Linked DNA regions of Homo sapiens: region 1 is linked to region 2. The links are chromatin contacts, found by Hi-C or POLR2A ChIA-PET in ENCODE. All regions are on one chromosome and are shown on one strand. The core of a region is the stretch at or near the end of the contact, and the rest is flanking DNA. Distances in the headings are between cores, read along the strand shown. Region 1 overlaps LOC107986095 (a long non-coding RNA gene). Region 2 has its middle 16 kb from the start of MAGI1.

Region 1 (7,508 bases), core at 3,545-6,044, 130 kb after region 2:
AATGGGCAGTTAACTGGGTTCACTGAGAACTGCAAATACGCTGGGCACCACAGTGAAGTCAGCTGACATGTTCTCTGCCCTGCAGAATGTTGGCAATGCTGACATAGTTGGACTGAACACAATAGATTATCATGTAAGTTTAAGCAATCTGAGTGACAATGACAAGTAACAAGAAGGCTCTGAATATAGAAATTATTCCAGAGAGATGACTGGAAAGAATGGAGTTTTGCACATAAAGAGAATCACAGCAGACTCCTAGCAATTGTGAAGATACGGAAAGTTTTCATCAGCAACAACCCACAACACTTCCTAGTTTCTCCCACTCACCCTTTGAGCTACTGACCTCTTCCTTACCAACTCCTTGTTCCCCCTCCACCTCACATTAAATCCCCACTGTTGCCTTTTGCCCTATGTAGAGCCTATGCTGTGGGTCCCTTTATTTCTCACAACACACCCATCGTCTGTCCTGTGACTGCCCAGGGGATGGGAAGGAGTGAGATAAATAAGGGACCTGAACACTGTATGAAACCACCTTAGGTTGTGGACTCATCCTTTGAAGAGTAATGCAAAGTAAAGCTGACTTTTTAGATATGAAGTAGGAGTCAACACTTTACCGTAAATTTACTGAGCATCTACTATGCGCTGGAATTTTAGAAATACATGTGGCTCATTCCCTTGAACTGTAATCTGGTATAGGCCACCCAGAAAGGTGTTGACTTTTTCATGCTGCTGGGCAGCTGCTCTTTTATTCTACATACAGAAAAGAATGTGGAAAGATGAATGGCGTAAATAGCATTGATATTGTGTGTGTGTTTGTTTGGGGCTGTAAGAGATGGGTGACTTCAAAGATGGCGACCCCTTGTTTGGAATTTTCTAACTGAGACAGCTCGTGGGAATTGGAAAACTTACTCTCCCCATCATTCGTTGAATTTCAGGAAGCAGGGCAGCACTACTCCATATAGTCAAGTCAGATTCATGTGTAAGGAAGACAGAGGCCTGCTACTAGCTGTTGTCCAGCTTCAATGGTCCTAGCTGGAGGCCAGGTTCAGATGGCCCAACAGTTCTAGGTGGGTGACTGAGCCCCAGGGAAGTGTGCACTGTGTTTCTTTCCTGTTTTCCTTCAGCACCTGTTCTGAAGCCTTCCTGGCTCATGGAAGGGATAGTCTGAAGTGTGGGGAAGTCAGTGCCCTGAGGCCATCTTCAACCAATGGGGAAGAGGAGCTGGCAGATGAAGGTTCCATCCCCGCCTCCTGGGGCAGCGTTTCTGGGCAGCGTTTGGTGCACTTTTCGTGAGGTACTGACAGACGTTGTCCCTTGTTGTCCAAGCTCAGTAGCAGTTTCAGTAATGTACATTTATATTGGCTTCCACTGCCCACCGCCCCACTTCCCTCACTCTTACTTTCTGGGTTCTCCTGATAGACTAAGAGCATACAAGTCCTTATCTTAGGGAGTCCCAAACTGAGACATCGAGGGAGTAGCATTCCCTGATAACATTCTGTAAGGTGTTGAGATTCTAGATGTCTCTCAGTTACTTTGATTTGTTAACGTTATGAATCATCTTGTCCTGCTAATTAAAGAGATGGAAATTGTTTTAAAAATTAAAAATTTTTAAACGCCAGCAAGTAACATAGAAAGAAAACCTTCAAGAAAGTATAATGCAGAAGGAAAAATTAAGTTGAAGAATGATACCGTCAGGTATGTATATAATTGTTTAAAGACACACAAAGCAATATCTTACGTTATCAATGGCTGCTCATATTTGTGGTCAAAGGATGTTTTCCAAATTCCTGGTGGTGGTGGCTTTGGGGAGGCAGACAGGAACATGAGGCTTGCAAGCAGCATAGAGAGGATTTCAGCTTTATCTGTACGTTTTGTCATATATTTGAAAGCAAAGATTGAAAGGACAGCTGAAAAAATTGTTAACATTAGCTTGTTTTAGTTGGGAGATACAAGAACATTTGTCATATTTTTCTCTCTTACGCGTTTTAAAGTTTTCCCAAATTAGATAAAAAGTTAAAGCAGCTTTAAATGTTTTTAAATGAAATTTGGCAAGTTCAAAGCTTTGAAAAAAATTAAGATGACCTATAAATGTAGCATCAAGCTCCAAGCAAAATTGCCGATTTGATATTGATATGTTTCTCCAGATGTTTTTTCTAATTTAATGTGTGTTGATTTGAAATGCAACTATGCGTTAGTCTTGCTGTATCTTCAGACACTCAGAAGTCTCCTTGTTGACTATGGCAACATTATGAAACGTTTCCCCCTCAAATTCATAAGGCAATGTAAGTCCAGCTAACAGAGAAATTTAAAGAGTATATCTAATTTATTTTCCGAAAATGTAAGATTAGCACTGTGAGAGTAAATATGGGATATGACTTAGTTCACAGTCACATAGATAAGGTTCTCAAAGTAAAGAATTTCTGTTCTTTCCAATGCAGAATTTTTACTGGGAATAAATCAAGTTCAACTATACTTCTATATTTCCTCTATCGTCCCTCTATAGAACTATAACATATACGCTTTAGTTTATCTTCCATAAGAACTTCTTGTTACTGGGCTTTTTTTTTTCTTGTTATGATTACAAATAGCCTTCATTACATTTGCAAACTAAATCCAGAGTTTGGAGTCTTGTGCATGGCTGCAACTTGGTATTATTTAGTATTATTGTTATTAATATACATGCTGGGAGACAAGAGAACATTTTGATAAATATTCATAAAATGTGCCAGATTGATGCATAGTTACAGTATCTATTTGCACAAAGCAATGCCATGAACATATGACTCACAAGTTCTGAAGTCTGATACTGTTAGATAGATTGATGCTGGTAATTTATCATGTGCCGCCAGGAATAGGGAGATGCATTGCAAAACCCTTTACTGGCTTCTGGCATCCAGGCAACAAACTCCTCTTGCCTTTCTCTCTTTGCCCTCAGATTCATCAGCATCTCTGTGAAGTAGGATTCAAGGATGAAGTCAACCTAAAACTTTTTCTCTAGGTTTCCAGGAACAGACTGGGAGGCGTAGTTATGAGCAGACCTAAACAGAAAACACTACGGGGATACAACCACAATTTATTTTCCTCTGAGGCTTTTTTAAAAAAAAGAACCCACACTTTTGCATGCTGCAAATCTTTCTTTCTCTGTCTCCCTTTGACCCCAACCCCTACCACATGGGAACCAGAAATAATAAGTTTCTAATGGCCTAGGAGAAGCCAATGCAGGGGCAGGGAACATGCCGCAGAGCAACGGAAGTGATTTCAAAACTCTTGACTCCTTCAGACCCACCAGCATCAGAAACTATAAATAGGAATGGCTGGCAAGAGGGAAAGGTGGGACAGATCTTTCCACTTCTTCAGAATGCTCTTGAGCAGGAGGCAGAGAACAGAAACATGTTCAATGTTTTGCACAAAACTTGCTTCGTTCCTTCACAGCAGAGCTGCTTGGCATTATGGGAGAGCAAGTTATCTGGGCAGAAGTCAGAGCTGAAAAATTTTGCTGCAGTGCCTGTTGTTGACCTGATGAGATTTTTTTAAAAAATCCTTCACTGGGGGCGGGGTGGGGGACAGAGAGGGGAAGTAGACAAACTTTTTATTTTTTGGAGTATTTATCTATTGCTTGTCTGTTATGGAATGAAACGTGTCCCCCTCAGATTCATGTGTTGAAGCCCTAACCCCCAGTGTGACTGTATTTGGAGACAGGGCCATAAGGATGTAATTAAGGTTTAATGAGCTTGCAAGAGTGGGGACCTAATCCAATAGGACTGGTGTCCTTATAAGAAGAGAAAGAGACACCAGGAGTGTACATACACAGGAAAAAGGCCATGGGAGGACACAAGGAGAGGGCAGCTGTCTGCAAGCCAGGAAGAGAGCCTTCACCAGAAACCAACCCTGCTGGTACCTTGATCTTGGACTTGCAGCCTTCAGTACTGTGAAAAAATAAATTTCTGTTCTTTAAGCTGCTTGGTCTGTGGTATTCTGTTTGGCAGTTCTAGGCAACTAATACAATGTCTTTTAACACTGAAAGGCAGATTGAAGTTCACTTGTGTATGTGACAAGGCATTGGATACATATTAAGGCCTAGCAGGTAGTGGAGTGGTTAAAAGAATTGGCTGCTGGACTAAGGTAGGCCTGGTTCAAATCCCAGTTGATCACTTACTAGTAGTGTGACCTCCAGCAAATTACTTTGTGTCTTTATGTTTCCTCATCTGTAGGAGAGTAACAATAACAGCTTATATCTGCAAGATTGTTGTGAGGTTAAATACTTTAATGTATACAGAGCATGTCGTAGTTACTGGCAAACGGCACCCTAAAAAATGCTAGCTACGACACTGAGCACCTCATTTGTTTATAGTAGTTTCAGTTTACAAAGTACTTCCATAGCTATTATTTCATTTGATTTTTACAGCAATCTTATGAGATTAGTTGGGAAGGAAATCTTACACCCACTCAAGGGAGGAAGAAACCAAAATTCAGAGAGGAAAGGAACTTGTCCAAGCTCAAATTTCTAAGAAAAGTAGAGCCAGGCTTCAAATCCAGATCCCCTGACTCCAACTTCAGTGCTTTCCTCACTAAATTTGCAGTCCCTCTGAATTCCTCCTTCCCTGATCCCCTCCCCTTGTCTTTTTTTTTTTTTTTTTTTTTTTCACCAAACATGTATTGAGTTTCTATCACATTCCAGGCATTTCCTCTTCTTTCCCTGGACCTGCGTGTCTTTTCTCTTGTTCGTTTGGACCTGGATGTTGTGTGTGTGTGCATGAGCAAGCCTGCCTGGGAGCGTGCCCGTGTGCCCACATTTGGGCATTGAGGGCTCTCATTCTCCCTAAGGGTGGCCTTGCCTTGTTTTAGCTCAAAGACAGCACTTGGCTTTCAAGGATATATTATAAATAGAGCCTTGACAGCACTCTCTTTTCTTATCTGAAAACTGACACGAAGCACAGGCAACTAGGACAAAAAGAAAGAGAACAGGGTCCGTGGTGGAGCAGATAATCAATATCTTTAAATGATTCGAGAGCAGAAATTCCCAAATGGGAGGTGAGAAGAGACCTGAAAATGACAGCCTGAGGAAGTTTGTTGGGCTCTCCTAGGGAGTGAGTGGTAGGGCGCGGTGTTTGAAAAAGCAGATTTCATATTGCAATTTGTTATTTAGAAAAATGTCCCCCAAAAGCTGTTATTCTCATAGTACAAACTATAGAAATTAAAGCTGTCCAGAACCTTTTTGACCTTTGGGATTATGTAAGAGTTATGGCAATTCCCAATGAAACGGGAGGCGGCCTCTGAATTGTGAGAGCTGAGATCATCACCGTGTATTTTTAGCCATTAGGGATTTGAATCTAAAAAGCTGGAAAACACTGTTTCATAGAGTCTTCAGAAAAGAAGCAAGGCCTAAAAGTTGCAAGGAGTCAATGCTTGAAAGGTTCCCATAGAGTTTGAAAAGGCCATAAAACCTAACTCCCCTATTTTACAGATGAGGCAACAAGAGAAGTCGCTGGCACAAGATCTAATGCTTATAACAGGATTGGCTGAGCCCAGCATCGGCCTCAACCTGCAGTGGGCGGCGGGGGGGGGGGGTGGGGTATCAGTAGAAAAGACCAGGGAATCTCTGACAAGTCGTCCTCTGCTCCTAATAAAGAGAATTAAAATGTGCCTTTAGGAGGCTGGGACCAACCCCAGGTCACTAGCTCAATGAGCCTGAAGGATGCAACTGGGGAGGCATTTGGAACACAAAAGCAGATACTCCTGCTGTTCTAGATGGCTTCCTAAGAGCCAGGGTTCTTCAGGTCGGTCTTTCCAAGGACCTAAAGTAGTAGGTTGGACAGCAGGGGATGCGGAGGATCAATGAAGCAGCTGTTGGCTTTCGGTGCATATAAATAATGCACCTCTAAGGCCTAGGGTGTGTTTTGGTTATTCTATACAACAAATACCCAAAAAGTGTTGGTGACCCTTGGCCTTGCATTTCCCCAGACTCTGACCCACACCCTGACCTTGACCTGACCCTCAGCCTGAAGCTGACCCTGAACCTAATCCTTTCGCTGACCCTGACCCTGATTTTGAGCCTCCTGTTGAACCATAGCCTCAGCCTGGCCTGCCATTCACTCTGACACAGGACATGACCTTGTCCTTCATCCTGTTTCTCACACTACCATGACTCTCAGCTATGCTCACCCAGACTCTGACCCTGACATGGACTCAGATTCTCACCCTCACAATGAACTTGTCTATAGGCAGACTCTAACTCTGAGGCTAACCCTATGCTCACCCTGAATCTGATCCTAATCTTGAACCTGACTCTCACCGTGTCCCCGAACATATGGCCCTCACGCTGACTCTGACCCTCACACTTACCCTCTCAATTTAACCCTACCCCTTACCCTGATGCTGACATTGACCTTTATCGTGATGTTGACCCTGGACATATACCTCACACTCCTTCTGAATCTGACCTTAATCCTCACCATGACATTCACAATTACTCAGATCCTGAATCTGACCTTCATCACGATCTTGACCCTGACCTTGATCTAGATACTCACATGACTCTCTTCCTGACTGAACTCTGACCCTTAACCTGAACCTCACACTGATTCTCACCATGACCTGAGCTTGACACTGAACGTGATGCTAAATAAGCACCTGACCCTGAACTTGGCTCTTACCCTGATTCTACCTTCATCCTCACCCTCACCCTGAGCTTTGTCTGACCCTTACCTTAATTTTTTCCCAAACCTTAATTTGAACCTGACACTTATCTAATGTTGACTCTGACCCTTACCCCTAACCTACTAGACACTCAGTCTGACACTAATTTTCATTCTCACACTGGTGTTGACCCATACTCTTACCCTTACCCTTTCACACTCACCTTGAACCTGACCATAAATCTGGCCCTGTCTCTGAACCCCACCCTAAACTTTAACCTTCAGAAGACCCTGCTCCACACCCTCCCCGTGACTGAGACCCTGAATCTGCCACTGTCTCTCAATTTCTCATCCTCACTCTTACCACAGCTCTAATACTTATTCTGACCCTTACCCTCACTCTGAATTTGTCCCTAACCCAAAACCTGTCTCTGACACTGACTTTCACCCTGAACCTCACCATAACTCTGACCCTTGGACTTTCCCACCCTCATCATGACCCTGATGAAGCTATGACCCTGACTGTAGCCCTTACCCTCACCCTGATATGAACAGTGACTCAATCCCGACCCTGACCCAGACCATCACCCTATCATACTGGTCTTAAATTCATCCTCACCCTGAACCTGACCCAAATTCTGACCCTTATCCTTGTCCTGATCATCACTATGACCTTGAAAAGACCCTGACACTCACAGTGACCATCAAATGATTCTACTTCACCACTACCCTAACACTTTAGCTGGGCCAGACACTCATCCTCATCAGGACCGTTATGTTCACCTGACTCTGCTCACCTTGAGTTTACTATGTATTACATGCTCAACCAAATCCTCACTCTAAACCTGACCCTGACCTTTATTCTGATGTTCA
Region 2 (6,575 bases), core at 787-3,286:
CCAGGCTAGTCTCAAACTCCTGACCTCAAGTGATCCACCTGCCTCAGCCTCTCAAAGTGCTAGCCACTGTGCCCGGCCTAAAATAATTTTTAAAAAACCACTCTGGCAACATTACAAAGTTGTGACATATTAAAATAATATAGAATGTGGTATATAATATAAACATATAACTTACAGAAAATAAAAATATTATAGTGCTCAGAACATCTTGATTTAGAGCATGGGTTTTTTTGTTTGTTTGTTTGTTTGTTTTGAGACGGAGTCTCGCTCTGTCGCCCAGGCTGGAGTGCAATGGCACGATCTCAGAGAATCTCTTTAACCTGGAAGGCAGAGGTTGCAGTGAGCCGAGATCATGCCATTGCACTCTAGCCCGGGCAACAGAGCAAAACAATGTCTCCAAAAAAAAAAAAAAAGACTTGCCTGAGGATGTCTAGACATTATGTGAAAGCACAGGGCTTTGATTCTGCCAGTTATAAAAGCCCATGCTCAGCCAGGCATGGTGGCTCATGCCTATAATCCCAGCACTTTGGGAGGCCAAGGCGGGTGGATCACTTGAAGTCAGGAGTTCAAGAACAGCCTGGTCAACGGTGAAACCGTGTCTCTACTAAAAATACAAAAATAGCCAGGTGTGGTGGCGGGCACCTGTAATCCCAGCTTCTTGGGAGGGAGCCTGAGGCAGGAGAATCGCTTGAACCAGGAACTCCTGACCTCAGGCGATCCACCCACTGCAGCCTCCCAGCATGCTAGGATTACAGGCCTGAGCCCAGCCCTCAGAGAAGTCTTATAACCTATATCAGCTCCACTGTCCTCAACCATAAAATGAGTATGATTGCTATTATTATGAAATACTTTTCACATGAGGTGTCATTTAGCCTAACAATAATGATGTTGATGGTTAATATATAGTTTGTTCCTTTCTTTCTTTCTTTGTGTATGAATTGAGTGTTGCTAATCTTCTTAGTGATAACTACATTAAAAGCAAACTGATCTGGGTTTAGGGAGATAACAATCATATTTTGAATGGCTTTTATCTCCTTGAGAGGCTTCCTACATCCCAGAAAAGTATTGTGTGAATAGATCTTTAAAGTAGTTTCCAAAGGAGTATAGCAATGTACTATAACTATTATATGGCATTATGTTGAAATTTAGGCTAAATTGTTGTTACTAAAATTTCTAGGCTGATTCCAACCTGTTTCCAAGAACAGCTATGGAATTCGGAGGTGATAGGAAAAACTTTATTAAGAAAAAAGATACCTACTTCTCCTTCCCTTCCCCTGAGGATAACTAAGCTGTCACCATGAATACTAAGACTGCTATTTCTTCTTGTATTTGCATATGGCATCCTCCCAGGTAATTTATGGAGCAAATCCTGACACAGCTCCAGGAGAAACCATATAGCTCCTTTAGTATCATTAGTAAGTAAAAGACCAGAACATGTAAAGAGGGAGAGGAAATTCATCTCCCAAAAGATTCAGGCACAAGGCTCTCTGTTCCATACCCTCTACAGTCCCTCCACCCACACAACTCAGACATTGTATGTAAGAGAATGACACTTCTAGAACCCTGCCCTCTAACCTCTGCTCCTTTTTTTTTTTGCTCTGATTCTCCTGGGAGTTGAGGAACGCTGGAAAATAACTGCAGGGTTTGGCTTCCAGTTGGTTAACCCTGATGCTGATTTCTCTGTGGGACATTTTCAATCTCTGTTCTTGGCAAGAAACTGCAGAACTACAAAAACTGCCAGCTGAATGAAAATATGTTGAAGAGCAAGGGGGTTGGGAGAGATGGAAATTTGGGGAGTGAAGGGTTTAACACTATTCCCATTCCTGTTTGTACATTCTAGTCTAACCACCAACTGTAAGAAAGTTTGACTGACATTTGACCTACTGGATTAACATCATCAAAAGGGCTGAAACCCTCTTTCTTTTTATTTTTTTATTTTTTTATTTTTAATTTTTGAAACAGGATCTTACTCTGTTGCCTAGGTTGGAGTGCAGTGGCATGATCTCAGCTCACTGCAAGCTCCACCTCCTGGGCTCAAGCCCAGGAGATACTCCCACTTCAGCCTCTGGAGTAGCTGGGTTTACAGGCCTACACCACCATGCCTGGCTAATATTTGTATTTTTAGTAGAGATGGGGTTTCACGATGTTGGTCAGGCTGGTCTTGCACTCTTGGTCTCAAGTGATCCACCCGCCTCAGCCTCCCAAAGTGCTGGGATTATAGGCTTGAGCCACTGTGCCCAGCCCCCTCTTTCTTATTCCATTCTACCTTACGTGACTCCTCCAACTAGGTTAAATGTCTTGTATTTGTTTTAGCAGCACGTGTACGTCCTCATGCAGGCATTCCCAAAATATTTGCAAGGCTTATCATGTGCCAATTTGCTACACCTTAGGTAATGATTCGTCCTTTAATTCAATAAATATTTATTGAGCACCTAAGATATGTCAGGCACTTTTGAACTAGTGGGGGAAAAGCCCTTAACTAATTGGGCAAAGGCGTTCTTCTCATGGAGCTTACATTCTACTGTGGCAATACACAAAGTAGAAAATAGAGTCTCTGAAGATAGGTGCTATGGAGGGGGAAAGGGGGACTTTTGATGCCCAAGGTTAGGATTGTTGTTATGTACAAGGTGATAAGGGGAAGCCTCGTGGCTAAGTTCAGAACTGAGCAGAGGTTTGAAGACAGTGAGAGTGTGGATCAAGTAGCTATCTGGGAGACAGTGTTCTGGGCAGTAGGATCAGCAAGAACCAAGGCCCTGAGATGACAGTCTGCTTGGTGTGGCATGGAAAAGCAAAGTGGAAAACAATAGGCAAATACTCTTACCCTCATGGGGCATAGAGTCTGGCTGGGGAGACAGATAGTAATCAAATATCTGCCTAATAAATGTCTAATTCTAAAGGGACTGTGTGCCAAGCGGAAAATGCAGACATGGCTGGAAGACACTATAAAGACACCTGATCGAATCTGAGGGAAGTATTCCCTTAGGAAATGTAGTTTCAACTGAAATCCAGAGAAGAAGAAGTGATTAATATGGTACTGGAAGAGGCCAGGCCTCCCATAGTTTTGGGATTACAGGCATAAGCCACTGCACCCAGGTTCCTTTTTTTTAACCAATCATCCTCAATATTAAATATTATTTTTAGTATGTATTTCCTAAGAACAAGGATATCCTTTGTGTCTTGTGACAAGAGACAAAATAATTGAGCAGGCATTGAAAGCCCTCATATTCTCAGAAAAGTAGGTTTTTCCAGCAGACATTAAACATACTCCTGCAGGCCAGGCACAGTGGCTCATGCCTATAATCCCAGCACTTTGGGAGGCTGAGGCAGGAGGAACACTTCAGGCCAGGAGTTTGGGACCAACCTCGCCAACATGGTAAAACCCATATCTACTAAAAATACAAAAATTAGCTGGCCATGGGATGTAATCCCTGTAATCCCAGCTAGCAGGGAGGCTGAGGCACGAGAATCGCCTGAATTTGGGCGGCAGAGGTTGCAGTTAGCCAAGATCCTGCCACTGCACTCCAAACTGGTTGACAGAGCTAGACTGTCTCAAAAAAACAACAAAAGAATATGGTACTGGAAGGGTGTTTCCCTTATAGAGGGAAGAGTCTTTGTTCACAGGGGTGAAAAGAAACAGCTCTAGTTTTAGGAAATAAAAGATCCAGTGTCTGACTTGCAGAGAATGAGGGGGGAGGCATCCTTGAGGAGCTGAAAGACAGGAGCAAGGGACAAATCACACAGGATTTCTTGCAGTTTGTATGTAGCTGTTTAAATAAATATGTTTGCCGTCTGCCTTCCCTGCTGGACCAAGCTGGGCAAGGGGTAGGGGGGCAGCTGGGACCCTGTCTTGTTAACTACTGCATGCTAAGTACCTACTCAGAATGTGGCACACAGAAAGGGCACAGTTTGTATTTATTGACTGGCTGACTGGCTGTCTAACAACTCAAACAATCTGACATAACCATCTGAAAGCCTCAATAGTGAAAATGCAGCTTGCATTTTGGGAGTAGTTGGTTCTGCCAGATTCCAGGTTTAGAAAAGGCCAGCAAATTCGGCAGTATTCAAAGCTGTGATTTCTATTTCAAAACCACAGATAGAAGCTGACCAGGACCATGGGGAACTCCTTCCGTGGGGGAAAGGAATCCAAATGGGACATTCATGATACTGAGTTGGGGCAGGGTTTCTATCTTGACTTGGTGATTGTGCATATCATAGATGGGTGCTCCTTTGCTCATTTAATACTTTGTATTAATAAGTGAAATGACCACATGGTAAAACAGTATTCTTTTTTCTTTTTCTTTTTTTTTTTTTTGAGATGGAGTCTCACTGTCACCCAGGCTGGAGTACAGTGGCATGATCTCGGCTCACTGCAACCTCCGCCTCCCGGGTTCAAGTGATTCTTCTGCCTCAGCCTCCCAAGTAGCTGTAACTACAGGTATCGGGGGAAATTCAGCCAGATATCAGGCAAAATTCACCCCTGATATTTCACGTACGTTGTTTTCTATTTTCCCTAAGTGTCGGCCAGTTTGAGAAATAAAGGGACAGAGTACAAAAGAGAGAAATTTTAAAGCTGGGCGTCTAGGGGAGACATCACATGTCGGTAGGTTCCGTGATGCCCCCTGAGCCATAAAACTGGCAAGTTTTTATTAGTGATTTTCAAAAGGGGAGGGAGTGTACAAATAGGGTATGGGTCACAGAGATAACGTGCTTCACAAGGTAATAGAATATCACAAGACGAATGGAGGCAGGGCGAGATCACAGGACCACAGGATGGGGCGAAATTAAAATTGCTAATGAAGTTTCGGCATGCATTGTCATTCATAACATCTTATCAGGAGACAGGGTTTGAGAGCAGACAACCAGTCTGACCAAAAATTTATTAGGCGGGAATTTCCTCGTCCTAATAAGCCTGGGAGCGCTATGGGAGTCTGGGGCTTATTTCATCCCTACAGCTTGACCATAAAAAATGGCCACACCCAAGGGGGCCATTTTTGAGGCCCACCCTCAGGGACGCATTCTCTTTCTCAGGGATATTCCTTGCTGAGAAAAATAATTCATCGATATTTCTCCCATTTGCTTTTGAAAGAAGAGAAATATGGCTCTGTTCCGCCCAGCTCACCGGCGGTCAGAGTTTAAGGTTATCTCTCTTGTTCCCTGAACATTGCTGTTATCCTTTTCTTTTTTCAAGGTGCCCAGATTTCATATTGTTCAAACACACATGCTCTACAATTGGTGCAGTTAACGCAATCATCACAGGGTCCTGAGGCGACATACATCCTCCTCAGCTTACGAGATGACAGGATTAAGAGATTAAAGTAAAGACAAGCATAGGAAATGACAAGGGTATCCATTGGGGAAGTGATAAGTGTGCATGAAATCTTCACAATCCATGTTCAGAGACTGCAGTAAAGACAGGCATAAGAAATTATAAAAGTATTAATTTGGGGAACTAATAAATGTCCATGAAAGATTTACAATCCACGTTCTTCTGCCATGGCTTCAGCCGGTCCCTCCGTTTCATGTTCCTGACTTCCCGCAACATACAGGGAAGTAGTCCCAGTACTTTGGGGGGCCAAGGCTGGTGGATCCCTTGATGCCAGGAGTTTGAGACCAGCTTGTCCAACATGACAAAACTCCATCTCTACAAAAATACGAAAATTAGCCAGGTGTGGTGGCGCATGCCTGTAGTCCCAGCTACTCAGGAGGCTGAGGCAGGAGAATCACTTCAATCCAGGAGGTGGAGGTTGCAGTCACCTGAAATTATACCACGGCACTCCAGCCTGGGCATCAGAGCAAGATTGTCTCAAAAAATAAAAATAAATAAAATATGCTGGTTGGTTGTACTTGTAATGCAGGGACAGAGGCACCCTTCATTCTGCACAGTTTGGTGATGATGGTGTAGGTACAGGGCCTGGTGGGGTGGGGGGCGACTTTTTTTTTTTTTTTTTTTTTGCCACCAAGAGGGGATCCAAGCCTGGGGACAGTGTTAATTTAGAGGAGGCCAGATTGAAAGAATTGAAGAGAAACAGGGGTCAAGCCTGGAATCAAATCACATGTGAAGCATACTCTGCTTCTAGACTTTTCTGCTAGGTAAGGCCCTAGATTCTATTTATTGTTTAAATTGGAACTTCTGTAACTGGTATCCAAATTGTCCTAGCTGGTAAGGGTGATAGAAATCCAGAAACAGTTCTGTGCACTCTAAAAATACAGCAGCATCTATAGAATATCAGAATGAGGGTGGAATTGCTCCAAGATCCATCTTCTTTTAAGTTGTTTTGTTTTTAAGTGAAATCTTCCAAGAGTTTATCCCTTAAATATAAAAATGAAATTTTGACTAAGTAAAAATATGTGTGTTTTTTTAGAAAAATGCCAACCATACAAAGAGGTATACAGTGAGAAGAGGGTATCCATCCTACTCATCTCAGTTCCTCTCTCCAAAGGCAACAGTTTAGTTGTTGCACATTTCCTTGTGTGTACTTTCTAAGATATTCTGTGCATAGATCTTCCCTTTAATTTACACAAATGGTACTATATTACCGTTGCTATTTTTGCTCAGAAATGTATCTTAGAGGTTG

What was found. Hi-C counts contacts between places; a loop is a spot of excess contacts on that map. ChIA-PET counts read pairs that join two places held with the same protein, here RNA polymerase II (POLR2A). Pooled maps may share reads with other maps.
Region 1: POLR2A ChIA-PET joins it to region 2 with 20 read pairs in BJ. The contact joins two enhancer-like sites. A Hi-C loop is called at or near these places in 2 of 168 maps with a recorded cell type or tissue (heart left ventricle and psoas muscle) and 1 of 50 pooled maps. POLR2A ChIA-PET finds 5 or more read pairs at or near these places in 2 of 52 experiments (BJ and OCI-LY7).

The regions. Positions count from the first base shown.
Region 1 is chr3:66,177,161-66,184,668 of GRCh38, forward strand. It overlaps LOC107986095 (a long non-coding RNA gene), which reads right to left. Exons shown (of 3, transcript XR_007095953.1): 2 at 1,739-1,907; 3 at 1-1,567. It also overlaps a transcript of SLC25A26 not described here. Among named protein-coding and RNA genes, the nearest start is that of SLC25A26, 40 kb to the right of the region's middle. Within about 2 kb of position 4,795, at least 3 of the 41 ENCODE cell types and tissues checked have a DNase peak (open chromatin) inside an H3K27ac peak, as active enhancers do.
Region 2 is chr3:66,051,580-66,058,154 of GRCh38, forward strand. No RefSeq gene overlaps it. Among named protein-coding and RNA genes, the nearest start is that of MAGI1, 16 kb to the left of the region's middle. RefSeq lists an enhancer at 4,500-5,022. Within about 2 kb of position 2,037, at least 10 of the 41 ENCODE cell types and tissues checked have a DNase peak (open chromatin) inside an H3K27ac peak, as active enhancers do.